Linked DNA regions of Homo sapiens: region 2 is linked to region 1. Evidence: read pairs that join two places in POLR2A ChIA-PET (ENCODE). Cell type or tissue: endothelial cell of umbilical vein. All regions are shown on one strand. Links, peaks and the distances in the headings refer to the core of each region. The heading gives the core; the rest is flanking DNA. Region 1 overlaps PCCA (propionyl-CoA carboxylase subunit alpha). Region 2 overlaps PCCA (propionyl-CoA carboxylase subunit alpha).

Region 1 (7,253 bases), core at 4,127-6,626:
ATAATTGAACAAATACCATATTCTAATTTCAGACTAGTTTTGGATTAAAAAAAAATTTCTAGACCTGCCAGATGAAAATATTTTGGTCTTTTATGGAATTGGAGTGTTTGATAGAAAGAATGAGGAGAAATTATTGGGAAAAGGATTTCTAACTAATTGTAAAATTTCATTCTTGTCAGAAGGGGCATTTTGGATGTGAGCAAATGTTGACCTTTTTGATTGTATTTAAAATGATAGAGGCCAGGGCTCTCAGGCTGTTTAGAGTGAGCCAGAATTGGGATGTTTTGGCATGTTTTGTTCTGGGAAACTGAGGATAGAAGGTAGGATGTGTTATACCCTCCCTTATTATTTACTGAACCTTAGTAGAAAATGAAGGAAAGAAGTTTTTGGTATACAGATATGTATAGATAAGCTTTTCAGGCACTTAGATTTGGGGTTTTGTTTTAAAGCATATTGTAAATGATATTGCTGTCTGAGTTCTGGACTCTTTTTATCTATGTTTAACTTTTTAAAACTGGTCTTTGTATTAGTTTGCTAGGGCTGCCATAACAAAGTATCATACACTGGGGTGGCTGAAACAACAAAAATGTGTTTTCTCAAAGTTCTGGAGGCTGGAAGTCCAAAATCCAGGGGCCAACAGGGTCAGTTTCTTTTGGAGGCCTTTCTCGTTGCTTGTGGGTGGCCATCCACTCCCTGTGTCTTCCTGTGGCCTCTCCTCTGTGCCTTGTGTTGTCTGGGTCCTGATCTTCTCTTATGAGGATACCAGTCATGCTGGATTAGGGCCCACTCTGATGATCTCATTTTAACCTGAGCACTTCTTTAAAGACCATGTCTCCAAATACAGTCACATTCTGAGGTGGTGGGGCTAGGACTTCAACATACGAATTTTGGGGGGTACACAATTCAGCCCATAATGGTTTCCTTATCATTTCTTCATGTGATTATTATTCTTGGGGTCACCAGGGGAACCCTATAATAGAATCTGTTCCGTTTTCGTGGTCACTCTTTTTTTTTTCCATGTATACATAGCATATAAAAATTTTAAACAACTTACTAGAATATGACTGGTTCTAAAAATCCTATCTCCCATCCCCCCAAAATGAAGACTTGACACCGGTTAGTCTATTCTAAACATTCTGATTTCAGCTCCAAAGTGAATTTTTAAGGACAAGTTCCAGAAATGAATTGGCAGTGGTGATATTAAATGCATATTTAGTTTTCCAAGATGAGCTGGAAAACTAAATTTTTAGTTTTTAGTGCTGTTGGACTATTTAGGAATAGCCAGTACTCACTTTGATGTATAGTTCTGATGTTATTGGCAAAAATAAACAAATCAAAAGCACAAAACAGGCAACTGACAATGTCATGTCTCTGAAGAGCACATCTGTATATAATCCTACACAGGTATACGCACCTTCATCCATCTATTCTAAGCACGAAGAATGTATCAGAGAAAAGGGGAGAAAAATTGGTTTCTAAGCCCTGCAGTCCAACTCTTTTTTTTGTTTTTTTCTGAGGTAGAGTCTCACTCTGTCACCCAGGCTGTCACTCTTGAATATAACCATTGTTTCCAAGGTGAGTTTATAGGAGTGATGTGTTGGGGCTTATTTCCCAACATGCTTTTCATCCTTGAGTGCTGTGGATCAAAATCTAATAACCTTAGATCTTTATTTTGAAATCCTGTATTCTCAGGAGGTAGAGCTTCAGAATTTTAGTAGGTACATGCTAGATTCTGTTCCGTGAACAGAAAGAGCAGAATCTTTCTGAACAGACAGAGCAGAACCAAAAATAATGGCATTGACCATCCTTTCAGGCTGGAATAGCAACAAACTACAAAGACAGAGGCCTATTATGCCAAACACTTATGAAACTGAATTTTATGTAATGGGACAGTTTCCTCATATTTCAGTGGGTAATCATACTAAACTACTTTGCTAAGTTGAATCCAACAAGTTCTGCTTACAAAAGATAGCTTTCGAAAAAACAAGTCTTTGTAATACCTGTCAGTTTAGACAGGATATATTGAATAAAAATGTCACTTAAAATTTTGTTAATTTAAAAGAACATTATTTTGATAACAAAAAATTTCAGCATTCTCTCACCACACCATATCTTGAGAGCAATCTCCTATGCCTTCTCTATTAAATGACAGTGATGTATTGAAGAAGTTTGTGCATGTGTGGAAGGATTTTGTAAATTTCAAAGTGCCACACTGATGTTGGTTATACTTAGGTATGGTGGGCCTTACACTTTTAGGGGCAGTTTCTGCTTTGACTAAGCAACTGGGCCACTACTTACCAGCTGCCAAATAATTAGAGCTGCAGATATAGCACTGTTGAAGGAATTTTAATACTTCTCATCAGCCTCCTCCTCATAATGGCCAAGTTAACACACACTGCGTCTTTCTGACTTCTTTTTACATGTTGTGACTTTTCCCCTTTTCCCTTAAAACTGATTTTCCTCAGTTTTAATTTTCATTTCAAGTCAACTCAGGTATATAATTAAAATTTCCTTGAATCTTGCTCACCTTCAGGATGACTTGCCTGTTATTCAGTTACTGATCCTGAAAGTTTTAGAAATTATTAGGTAAATATCACAGTAAAATATTTAAAAGTTTAGGTCAGAGGAAACATATCGCACAAACTATCTGCTATTGTATAACTATTTTTATTTAACATAGTGGGAGGATTCTGACAAGAATGTTGGTCAAGTCAGATGTCTTTATTTTTAATAATGTTTTATAATATGAAAAACAAGTCTTTCTAGGGACACTATTTTTATTTTTATTAACTTTTTTATTTTTTATTTTTTTGAGGCAGGGTCTCACTCCCATTTCCCAGACTGGAGTGCAGTGGCTCCATCTTGCCTCACTGCAGCCTCGACTTCCTGGGTTCAGGTGATTCTCCCACCTCAGCCTCCCAATTAGCGGGACTACAGGCATGCGTCACCATGCCTGGCTGATTTTTTTGTATTTTTTTTTTTTTTAAATAGAGACAAAGTTTTGCCATGTTGTCCAGTCTGCTCTCAAACTCCTGGGCTCAAGATATCCACCTGGGTTTTTCTCCCAGAGTTCTGGGATTATAGGGGTGAGCCACCGTACCCTGACGTATTTTTCTTAACTTTAAATTTTGAAATGATTTCAGACTCACAGAAAAGTTGTAAAAATATTACAGGTAATTTCTGAATACACTTCACTCATATTTACCACATTTACTTTATCTTTCTATCTATATCTGTATTTACTGGAAGCATTTCAGAGTAAGTTGCAGGCCTAGTGGCCCTTTACTCCTAAATATGTCTGTACTTCCTAAAAACAAGTAAATTTTCTTATGTAACTATAGCACCATAATCAAAATCAGGATTTGGACATTAACATATTACTGTCTTCCAATTTAGGGACTATATTCAAATTTCCCCAGTTGCCTCATTAATGCCTTTTGTGGTAAAAGAAAAAAAAATCTGGTTCAGCATCCTGCATTGCATTTAGTTGTTGTATCTCTTTATTCTCTCTCAATCTGGAATAATCCTTAGTTTTTTGGTCAGTTGTGATCTTAACATTTTTTAAGAGCATAAACCATTTATTTTATAAAATGTCACTCATTTTAGGTTTGCCTCTTTTCTCATGTACTAGATTCAGTCTTTGCATTCTGGGCAGGAATAGAAATGACACTGTCCATCTATGAGCACCATGTTGGTAGCACGAAGTGCCTCTTTATCCCATTATTGGTGGTGTTGGCTTTGTTAAGGAGGTATCTCTGGCGTTTCTACACTGTAGACTTTCTATTTTCCTTTTGTCCTTAATAAAGTATCTTATAGGGAGATACTTTGAGACTCTATAAATAGCCAGCATACTTTCACTCACTAGCTTTAGCATACTTCCTAGTTTGTATTTAGTGAGGAATAGGCTGAAGATGACAATGGCAGTGTCAGAGTTTATTATTATAATTTTTAGAATCATGAGGTAGGTAACAACACAGTGCCAAGGAGATTTAGTTTTCCCTAAGCTTATTCTGCTACCGAAATGAGATACATTAAGCACTCAGAGATGAAGCACAACCTAATTTACCTCACAGTTGCATTTGACAAGCTTGGTTATATTTTGGGAAATAAATTTGAAGCAACAGATGAGTAAGAGGGAGTGGTAAGAGGTATTAGACACGATGCTAATAGTGACAGCTTGGTGGTGATTAAGAATACAAAACTAAAAATAGCAAGTAGATCTATAAAAAGCTAGCCGATTGTTACCATCTAGCGTAGGTGTATGGAGCTAAACATATTTATTCTAGTCCATGAGGGTGATTATGGCATGAGATGTTATAAGGCACGATTATGTCCTATAATATGGCATTTGATAATTTTTTGTACCTGTTTGAACAAAAGATTCATGGTGAGCTAGGGATATAACCAATACAAATAAATTTATCAACAACTGTTAGACTCTGCAGTGTGGCACTCCCTTGAGAAATTTGTCTTTGAGGATTCAGGTATTATAACTTGGTAGGGCTTACTCCTTTTTTGTGAGTGTGAATTTTTTTTTTTTTTTTTGGGTTCGGGCTTACTCTTGCTCACTAAATCCCAAGATTTATATATTCACATGCTAATACGTTAACAATGCAAAACAGTGCTGTCTGGTGGATCCCTGATTTGTGTGCTTTTTAGAAAGAGCACATTGCTGTTGGGTAGGAAAAACATATGAAGCCAGGTTCTCAAATATTTGTGTGGTAAGGATGGAGTAACAATAAGGGAATTCCATTTTGTATTTTGAATGTTTTTGAGGCATTGTTTCCAAAAGTGTGTTCCATGGACTTGGCAACTCATAAAGGTACTTTGCAAAAGGAGGAGGAAGTGCTGCGCAAGGCCCTTCTCTAGGAGAGTCACAGGACATATGGGCATCCTAATGACAAGAGTCTTTCCTAAACAATCTGTTGAACTGAGATTAACCCGGTGTTTCCCAAATAGAAGTGACACAGAAACCTTTTCCCCCCACATAATAGCCCTCAAAACAGATGCATATTAGCATCAGACTTCTGTAGTTACATTTTTCTTCTAAGTGGGACAAGATGAACTTGTTGGTTTACCAGACACCAATTTTTGACTTTTTTGTTTTTTTATTTTTATAACCTTTTGATCAAGTTAACCATCTTTTCCCTCCCTCCCTCCCTCCCCTCCCTCCCTCCCTCCCTCCCCTCCCTCCCTCCCTCCCTCCCTCCCTCCCTCCCTCCCTCCCTCCTTCCTTCCTTCCTTCCTTCCTTCCTTCCTTCCTTCCTTCCTTCCTTCCTTCCTTCCTTCCTTCCTTCCGTCCTTCCTTCCGTCCTTTTGTTCCTTTATATAACCCTGTTCTATCACTTAAGTATTGAGCTTAACTTGCAGAGAGAAACCATTGCTAAGCACTTGGGAATAGGGGGATATTTGTGATTATTTAAGCAATGTTGTGCTTATAAGATTTCTGGTAATAACACAGTCTAAAGGAAATGCTTCATATCCTGTGGAGTAGCTTTGGAATCCTATGTATTTAGAAGGATTTCTTTCAAAAATGTTTAAAATTATAAGTTTTACTTTAAAGAAGTTAATTTCTTTTACCTGGAAAATTGAAGCAAGTTAGACTATTTTGTGGACTTATGCAGTACTTGTCAAAAGGTAAATGTTTTTTAAAATTTCTGTTAGTAAGGATTTTACCTTTAGCAGCTTGTTATTTTAGTTATCTGCTTAGTTGCTTCTAATTTGAATTACTTGTAGCTCCCTAATTTAGATTGTAAAATGTTATGGCTCTGTTATATGACTTAAGTTTAGAACACAGTGGGTCCACTTTTGGATCCCATTCAAAGTGGATCTGATGTACTTATTTTCCTACACAGTTAAAGATCCCTCTTCAAAGGTGAAGCAGAGACACAATAAATTTGGATCTTGAAACCTTCATAGTAATATGCTTTTTAAAAGACATGTATACATAATTGTATAGCCATTGCATATACTTTTATACATACATTTCTTTCATATACATTACTGTCAGGAAGATCAGGAAGATAATGTCATCTCTTTAGTGAGATAAATTCCAACTCCATCGTGACCACTTACCATAGATGTGACTCTGTATTTGCTGTTCATTCATTCAATATGTATTTATTTGCCTTGTATATAGTATGTACTTATATGGGCACTGGTCATAGAAAGAGGAAACTGAATGGTTCACTTAACTTTTGAAATTGTCTTTTCACCTATCAGGGATGTGTGAATAGTATTGATGTAAAGCACTTGGCACGTGGTAGGTTCACCTCTTTTTTTTTTCCTGAGATGGAATATCGCTCTGTTGCCCAGACTGGAGTACAGTGGTGCAATCTCGGCTCACTACAGCCTTCTCCTGGGTTCCAGCAATTCTCATGCCTCAGCCTCCTGAGTAGCTGGGACTACAGGCATGTGCCACCACACCCGGCTAATTGTTTTTATTTTTAGTAGAGACAGGGTTTCATCATGTTGACCAGGCTGGTCTCAAACTCCTGACCTGAAGTGATTTGCCCGTCTTGGCCTCCCAGAGTGCTGGGATTACAGGCGTGAAGCGCCACACCCATCCAGGTTCACCTCTTGAGTAGAGTGCTGAGATGCTTTCTCACATGAGATTGGTTTCTAGTAATAATAGAGGGTTTTTTTGCTAGTTACTTTCTTATTGTATTTATCTTATAGAGTCTTGGTTCTTACAAAATCATAATTTGCTTTCAAAAATACATATTTTAAACTACCTAATAAGATCTTTATTTAGTGTCACATTTACGAAGGGTTGATGCTTATTTTAGTGATGATTTGTCATTAAAATTATGTCAAAATGTCTTAAAATGTTGTTGAAACTGTAAGCAAACTCAACACGCACAAAGCTAATTATGGGTGCCATCTGTTTATTTTTACAAAGCTTTTTTTTTAAGACTATGGCATTGTCTGCTTATGATAAGCTTCAAGATTATTATAATGACTAAGTCCTGTCCTTCAATTAGTGTAGTTGAAGATGGGAAGATAATTCGTTTGTTCACTGACCTTTTCCTGTGTCAGAGTGTATGAAATATGACATGTCATGATAAAGAAACTATTGTGAAGTGCATTTAGAAGATACTTAATTTTTATGAGAAAAAAATGACATCAAAGCAGCAGATGTGGCCAAAGTTTTGTTTAAATTCTTAGAACTTATTCAAGGTTTTAGATGAACGGTAGACTTTTCCAGTGACTTAAGTGGCTTCATTTTAACTCAAGGTTAAGAATTTCTAAGT
Region 2 (7,253 bases), core at 1,588-4,087, 210 kb after region 1:
TGAGAGGGTGGATTAGTAAATTGTTTTACACACCTCTTTACCATTGGACTTGTTACAATAAGCCTATAACTATTTTTAACTCCATAAAATACATTGTTTTATAAGAGCTGTCAAATTTCACTTGCTCAGTCCCCTGATTCTCATTTTCTTATAAAATCTCAGGTTCCTCAAATATGAATTCTTCTGCCATGAGAAATTAGCAACATAGTCTTAAAGTCTGGGGAAAGATTATAGTCAGATCCACATAGATAGGACAACGTTCCAAGTCGGGAGAATGTTCATATGAGAATTGAATAGAAGGCCAAATTTTTAGGCTAAGAATATGATCAGAGGACACTTCCAGTGGAGAGAGTCAGCGTGAAGAGTTGAGGTGCATGGCTGTTGTGCATCTGAGAGCGTGTACGCGGGCGTGAGAGCGATTTAGATCCCTGTGTGTTGAATTCGAGACCCACCCAGACAGCCTCCAGTGTCTTCTCAGTGACTGTGCCCAAGATTTCTGTCCATCTGTGGACATGTTTTAATGACAGCAATTAGTGGTAATGATGGCTATTAAATACTTAATGACATTTCTGTGTTCTGAGGCTTCTTCATACAAGAATTCACTTACTGGCCGGGCACCGTGGCTCACACCTGTAATCCCAGCACTTTGGGAGGCTGAGGTGGGCAGATCAAGAGGTCAAGAGATTGAGATCACCCTGGCTAACATGGTGAAACCCCATCTCTACTAAAAATACAAAATAGCTGGGTGTGGTGGAACGTGCCTGTAGTCCCAACTACTCGGGAGGCTGAGGCAGGAGAATCACTTGAACCTGGGAGGCGGAGGCTGCAGTGAGCCAAGATCATGCCACTGCACTCCAGCCTGGGTGACACAGAGAGAGACTCTGTCTCAAAAAAAAAAGAATTCACTTACTTTCCACAGAAGCAGGCACTGTTATGATCCACAGTTCATAAAGAAGGAATCTGAGACATGGAAAGTCGACCTTTCCCAAGCTTGTAAGTGGAACAGTATTCTGACTCCAGATCCTAAATGGTAAACCACTACTCTCTGCTGCCTCGCAGCCTGGAGATTTTCTGTAAGAGAGGGGCTAAAATAAAAAAGCCCACCTCATATTGATCACATTCTTAGTAATCCTTGAATACGTTTATATTGTGTCATTCATGAATGTCTTTTCCCTCTGGCCAGATTATGGTATTTAGGTCAGGAGCCATTTTTTCTTGTTTATTTTGTATTCTTACATTGCCCAGATATGCTCGATAAATGGTTTTTGAATGAATTAACCAAACTGTTTCTCTAATTCACTATGCTTTTAACTGTCTAAGGAAAAGACAACCGTGGGGTCCCTCGCTGCATGCCTGGGAACCTCTCTGAACACGGAATCAACTTCCTTTCTTTGATTTTAGAGCCAGATGTGATGTTTGAAGAATGTAATCTATTTGCTCTCAAACATGGAGAGCATAGAGCTAGAACTCCAACAATTAGAAGTTAATCTGAGATGTCCTACAATACATGATTTTAAAATAAAATCCACCAGTGTCAGTCTGGTGCAGTGACTCATGCCTGTAATCCCAGCACTCTGGGAACCTGGGGCGGGCGGATCCCTTGAGCCCAGGAGTTCAAGACCAGCCTGGGCAATGTGGCAAAACCCCATCTCTACAAAACATACTCAAACACTAAGCAGGCATGGTGGCGTCTGCCTGTAGTCCCAGGTACTTGGGAGTCTGACGTGGGAGGATCACTTGTGCCCAGGAGGTCGAGGCTGCAGTGAGCCATGCCTGGGTGCCAGAGTGGTACCCTGTTTCTCTGCCCACCCTCCCCCATCCCCCCCAAAAAAATCCACCACTCTTTCATTCTGAACAACCAGAGATGTTTGGAAAGGACACAGGAAATAATACCTGGTGAATAGTTACTCTCGAGCACTTGCTAGGTGCGCTGCAGATCTTCGTAAATTTAATCCTCAAAACAGTTACTCAAGACCTGTATTAGCTTGATTTTAGAGTTGACATCTGTCTGAGAAGGAGGTAACTTGGTCAGAAGGTGCCATCTCGTTGGGATGTCACAGTCGGGCCTGTTGGCTTCAGAGACTTGGGCTTTCATGCTCTGCTGCTGCCAGGACGGGGGCCACATCGCCCTGTCTCCCGATTTCTCCCATGGCTCTCCAGGACTTGGCCACCTTCAGCATCGTGTGTTCTGTACACAGCACAGCATGAGGGTGCCAGCAGTCCTCCTTGGCTCAGCGTCTAGGATGTGTCAGAACTGTAAACCCCAAGATTCTTAGGCAACCCCCCTACCAGCGCTCATTTCTGCTACTTCAGACCAGAAACCTTCGCGGGCGGGGGTGGGGGCGGGGGCGGCGGGGGTTTCAGTTGCTTTCTGCTTCAGTTTTCTTGGCCGACGGTCTACCTCACAGTATCACAGTCATCTTTACTTTCGTTTACTCTGCCTTTCTGTATTTTAGTTTCTGAATTTCTGTCCCATAAAGCCAGCATTTAGGCATTTTGAATTTTGAGTTTCTTCAGTGAATTCATAATAGTAAAAATATTTAAGAAAACCTGTAAAGGCAAGATTGTTGTTGAAGCCCCTCACATTAGAACACTTCCCAGGTGCTCCAACCTGGGGGGGACTGAGGACTTACATGGGAAGTCAGAGCTCCCCATCTTTTTTCCCCAAAGGTCATTCATTCTGACAGCATGACTTCAACTTGATATGAGCAAAGAGCATTTCAGATAGGAGGAGAAAAAGGAAGAGGGTTGGGCACCGTCGTGAAATGGTACACTTCCTCACCGCGGTGCTTATCTACATAATTGTGTTTTTATAACATTTCCTTTACTTTTCTGTAAGCTGATGCTGCCCTAATTATAGATTTTTAAGAGAACACTTCATTGTACCCCAAATTATACAGTGCTTTAAAAAGGTACTTTCTTACCGGTTTACCAAATACCTTATAAATTCGTAATTACATAAAACAATTCGAGATACAGAATAGAAACAGCCTGTACTGTTAACAGGTGTTGGTATTGTTATATAATTGAGTACATGGCTTTCAAAGATCTATAATATTTTTCTTGAGTAAAAAGAAAAAAATGACTCATTATAGTCGTAATGTGTCACAGAGACTCCTGATCAAACAGAATGCACATGTTCTATTTTGTGCATTCTGTACAGTTCATTGTAAATGGACTTGCCTTTGTGGAAGTGAAAGTGCCACTTATTCCAGCAAATTGCCTTTGTGGCATATGCACCTACTTGTTAGACAGCTTGGGGGCACTTGGGCCAGGCAGAGGCTGGGCCCCCTTTATCATGGGCACACCTGCACACATGGCACTATGGCGCCACACTCCAGGTAGGCTGCTGTCATTAACAGACTTGCTCCTTGGGAAACCCACTGAGGACTTCTCAGTGCCCTCCTGCCCATCAGAGACCACCTCGGAATTCTTAGAAGACTAGGAATGGGGCAGCTTCCTAGACGCTAGCTCTTTTCCCGCCACATCAGTTTTAGGCCTCTCTTATGATACAAGTGATTCAGATTACAAGGTAACCTCAGTGCAACACAAGGGAAGAAATAAATCCTCTCTGTTATTGAGTGCTGGGTCTAGTGTTTAATTTTCTTTCTTTTCTTTTCTTTTTCTTGAGACAGAGTCTCGCACTGTGGCCTGGGCTGGAGTGCAGTGGCGCGATCTCGGCTCCCTGCAACCTCCACCTCCCAGGTTCAAGCGATTCTTCTGCCTCAGCCTCCCGAGCAGCTAGGATTACAAGCGCCCACCACCACGCCTGGCTAATTTTTTGGATTTTTAGTAGAGACGGGGTTTCACTATGTAGGCCAGGCTGTTCTTGAACTCCTGACCTCATGATCCTCCAGCCTTGGCCTCCCAAAGTGCTGGGATTATAGGTGTGAGCCACCGCACCCAGCCTAGTGTTTAATTTTCAATTTAATTTTTGGCACTATTTTTTTTTAAGTTGCTCATCTTAGGACAGTATAACTGGAATGAGCCTTGTGTTTCCAGTTACAAAAACAAGACAGAACAAAGGATGAGGCTAGATTTTTGTATTATTGACAACCCCATATTCTTCCCTCCAGAGGAGAGATCATCTTTCGGAAGCAAGCCCGAGATACACACAGTCTTACCCATTCCTTCAATGCTGTTGATGATTAGCCTTAAGATGGTTCTTTTCTCTAAGGAAACCCTCCCCATTTTTGCAGGATGTTTGAAAAATGAGTTGCTGAATGGGCTTCAGATATTCTTATTCTTCTGTTTTGTTGGGATTTTCTTCCCACTCCTATTTGTGTTAATTTTTCCCTCGAAAAATGAGATTGCTGCTCACTGCCGTTGAGCCTCCTTGTGGCACATTCATTGGTCCAGTAAACGACTTAACTCCAAGAACCACCTACCAGTAACACAACAAAACCTTGAGTACAGATTGATTCATAAATGGCAGCGGACGAGTGTTGAAAGTGACGCATTATGTCGCTGCAATGTATTGACATTATCAATTGTGTGTCACTAAACAGCCAGGCTAACTGGATGATTTACTTTGTGTTTAACTGCCTTTTTCAGTTGGAGCAAATGTTGAGGAACTGGGATGCAATGTCAGAAACCATATATTTTCTTCTGTTAACACCAGCTTCACTGAGGCGTGTTGGTTTTGGCTGCAGGCTGTAAGGCTCTAGTGTAAAAAGGTCTAAACAAGTGATTAATGCCCAGGAGGCAGGGCTTTACACTGTCTCCACATCTTTTCTCCTTTCTATTTGTGTTGCCTTAATGCTTGGGGTGGGGGGTTCAGGCTATTTATTGTGCTGACGTTGGTTTCCATCCTGAGAGTCCTTGATGTTTCTTTGTGGATTTTGTTTGTTTTTAATATTATTTAGCATAATAACCTAAACCGTAAACGCTTGCAGTTGCGATCCAGGTGTCCTTAGTTCAGCAGTCAGACGTATAATAAGGGCCACTCTGTACAGTGAAAGGTGACAGCTGTGGCCCCCAAAAAAGCAGCTCTGGACTTTCCCCTCCCAAGTTTCAGTCCTGGTAACTTGAACTAGACTTGCTAGTTTCTTGAAACATTGTTTTATTTTCTTGCAAGTTAGTGTGGTGTTCATATTTCACAACGCTGAAAGATACAGTGTTTCTCAAATGTGCACTTGCCAGTAGACGGATATGTTAACTGTTACCGTGACGCTGAGAACTGGAGCTGCTAACTGACCCTATGCGTTTGTTCTCTGCGTAAAATGTTGTAACAGTGCTAATTACTAAGCAGCTGAATTTGTGAGAAGGTCCACAGCACTAATCTGCGCCTCAGTGTTGCCTTGCTAGTGAGAAAACGTGAGCATGTACTCAGGACACATGTACTTGATGATGAACTTCCAGGGGCACGTTTATCTGTGGATCACGGACGGTTTGACTTGTGGGACGTAACATTTGATTTCTATATGTGCGCTTTTGAGACACTCGTTTTTACCCTATTAAGAGTTGTTGAGTGCAGAACAAGACATTTTAAAAGGGAAGAGTAACATTCAGAGATTTTAAAACGGAAGCTTTTAAATTACTACTTGCTTCTGTTTATTTTTTATTTTTTGCTAGTTTTAGAAAAACAAGGAAGAATATCTCAAGTTGGAATAGTCAGATTTCAGTGTTTGGGTGATGGTGTTAAAATCGTTGTTTTAATGGTAGATGAAAATGATTCTGTTCTGTTGGATTCACATCCTGAATAAATGTTTCTACACAATTAGAGTCTATAACAGACTAAGCCAGCATAGTGGTGGTGTGGGTTTTTTGTTTTGTGTTTTTTTTGTTTTGTTTTGTTTTGTTTTGTTTTGTTTTTGTCTAAAAGAACAACTTCAAGCCTTGGGAAAGAATTTGTTTTTGCCCTGTGGATGGGTCAGAAACATCTGCTTCAGGTATAGTTTACAAGCGTTATTTATTAACCCATGAGCCGAAAACCCAGATGAGGAGCTCTGACTATTGAAAACTACACATTCCATGTTTTTATAAATGTATATTAAGATGAATTCCACATACCTATTATTTGGATTTCTGGCAGCCGGAACTTCTACAAGGAATTTGTGTTTTTAAAAAGGAATGTAAAATTAATTTTTCTTGTATCAGAGTTTTGCTGTATATGAAGAAATCCTGCTCATGGGCAGAAAGCAAAGGTTTCAAAGGAACCTCATCTCCATATGGTTTTACTCGATAATCCTTTATCCACCATCTTCAGCTCTCATTCCTTTGCTTTCTCGCCTGTGGCTACATTTCTATCTCTGCATCAATTAGCACAGTGATTTATACAACAAGCAAGCAGTTTAGAGGTAATGGTACACAATTAACATCTCATTCCACCATAAAGGGTATGCTAAATACCCCAGTCATTGCTTTCTCTGCCTGGAATTGAAATAAGTGTTTGTCCTAATTCATATGCTATCTGATGTGAAGTGGGCCTGCTTTGTACCGCACTACACCATTAATCTAATTATAGATAGCTGCAAATGAAGTGCTGTCTGAGCTGGGAGATTGAAGAAAATAGCCTTTTGTCATTTAGCATGACTCTGTGAAGCAAGATCACACTTTACAGGGCAATACTACAAAATGGAAATCTCAATAATATTGCTGCCTGTTGCATCTTTTCTAATTACAACAATATTGTAAACACAACTGGGCGCTGATATAAATAGAGCTGTAGATATGCTGTCATGTGGGTTGTAGGAGAAAGTCCTCCGAGTGCTGTTGGATTAAATGATGCATCCTGATTGACAGCTACCTTGAGACTGCACTGATGGAGTTGTCACAGCATTATGCTAACAGGCTGCTCCAGCGACTGCAGCTGTAGGAGGCTGTGGTTCGCCCTGCGCCTTAGCTGCTGCCTGTCCATGTCCGCTCCTTTGCCTGGGCTGCACCTCCAAAGGAAGGACGGCCGTAGGCTTCAATTCTGTGTATTGTCACTGTTGTGTCTTGGAGATTTGTGGTGGTGGTGGTGTAGCTCAGATATCAGGCGATTGGGCCCTGTGCAGAAGTAGAGGGAAATTATTTTGTATGGCTCCTAACCTTGCTCTGCTTTTCCTCAAGTGATAATTGTGTACCCTACAAAGAATTTAGGAGAGTAGAACGTGGTTGAATTTCAAGTCTCATTCCACTGAACTGTTTTAACTCATATCTAGTTTTTCTCTGCTTTTCAGCCACGCCAGTGTTTTTAAAGATGCATCATTTTTGCATTTCGCGCTTTCCATCACTTTAAAAACACTGACACTGTTTCTCCAGCTCTGAGT

The links. Peaks named below come from ENCODE experiments on the same cell type or tissue, not always from the same donor. Only the 100,000 strongest peaks of a DNase experiment are listed, where the experiment ranks them.
Region 2: POLR2A ChIA-PET joins it to region 1 with 5 read pairs; 3 of 35 experiments call an interaction of 5 or more read pairs at or near these places.

What each region holds. Positions count from the first base shown.
Region 1 is chr13:100,293,446-100,300,698 of GRCh38, forward strand. All of the region lies in intron 12 of PCCA (propionyl-CoA carboxylase subunit alpha), which reads left to right. Among named protein-coding and RNA genes, the nearest start is that of PCCA-AS1, 180 kb to the right of the region's middle. In endothelial cell of umbilical vein, for the core only: no CTCF peak of the experiment used is centred there; DNase peaks (open chromatin) are centred at 4,866 and 5,476.
Region 2 is chr13:100,504,047-100,511,299 of GRCh38, forward strand. All of the region lies in intron 21 of PCCA (propionyl-CoA carboxylase subunit alpha), which reads left to right. Among named protein-coding and RNA genes, the nearest start is that of PCCA-AS1, 27 kb to the left of the region's middle. RefSeq lists enhancers at 5,243-5,861, 5,862-6,480, 6,481-7,098. In endothelial cell of umbilical vein, for the core only: no CTCF peak of the experiment used is centred there; a DNase peak (open chromatin) is centred at 2,765.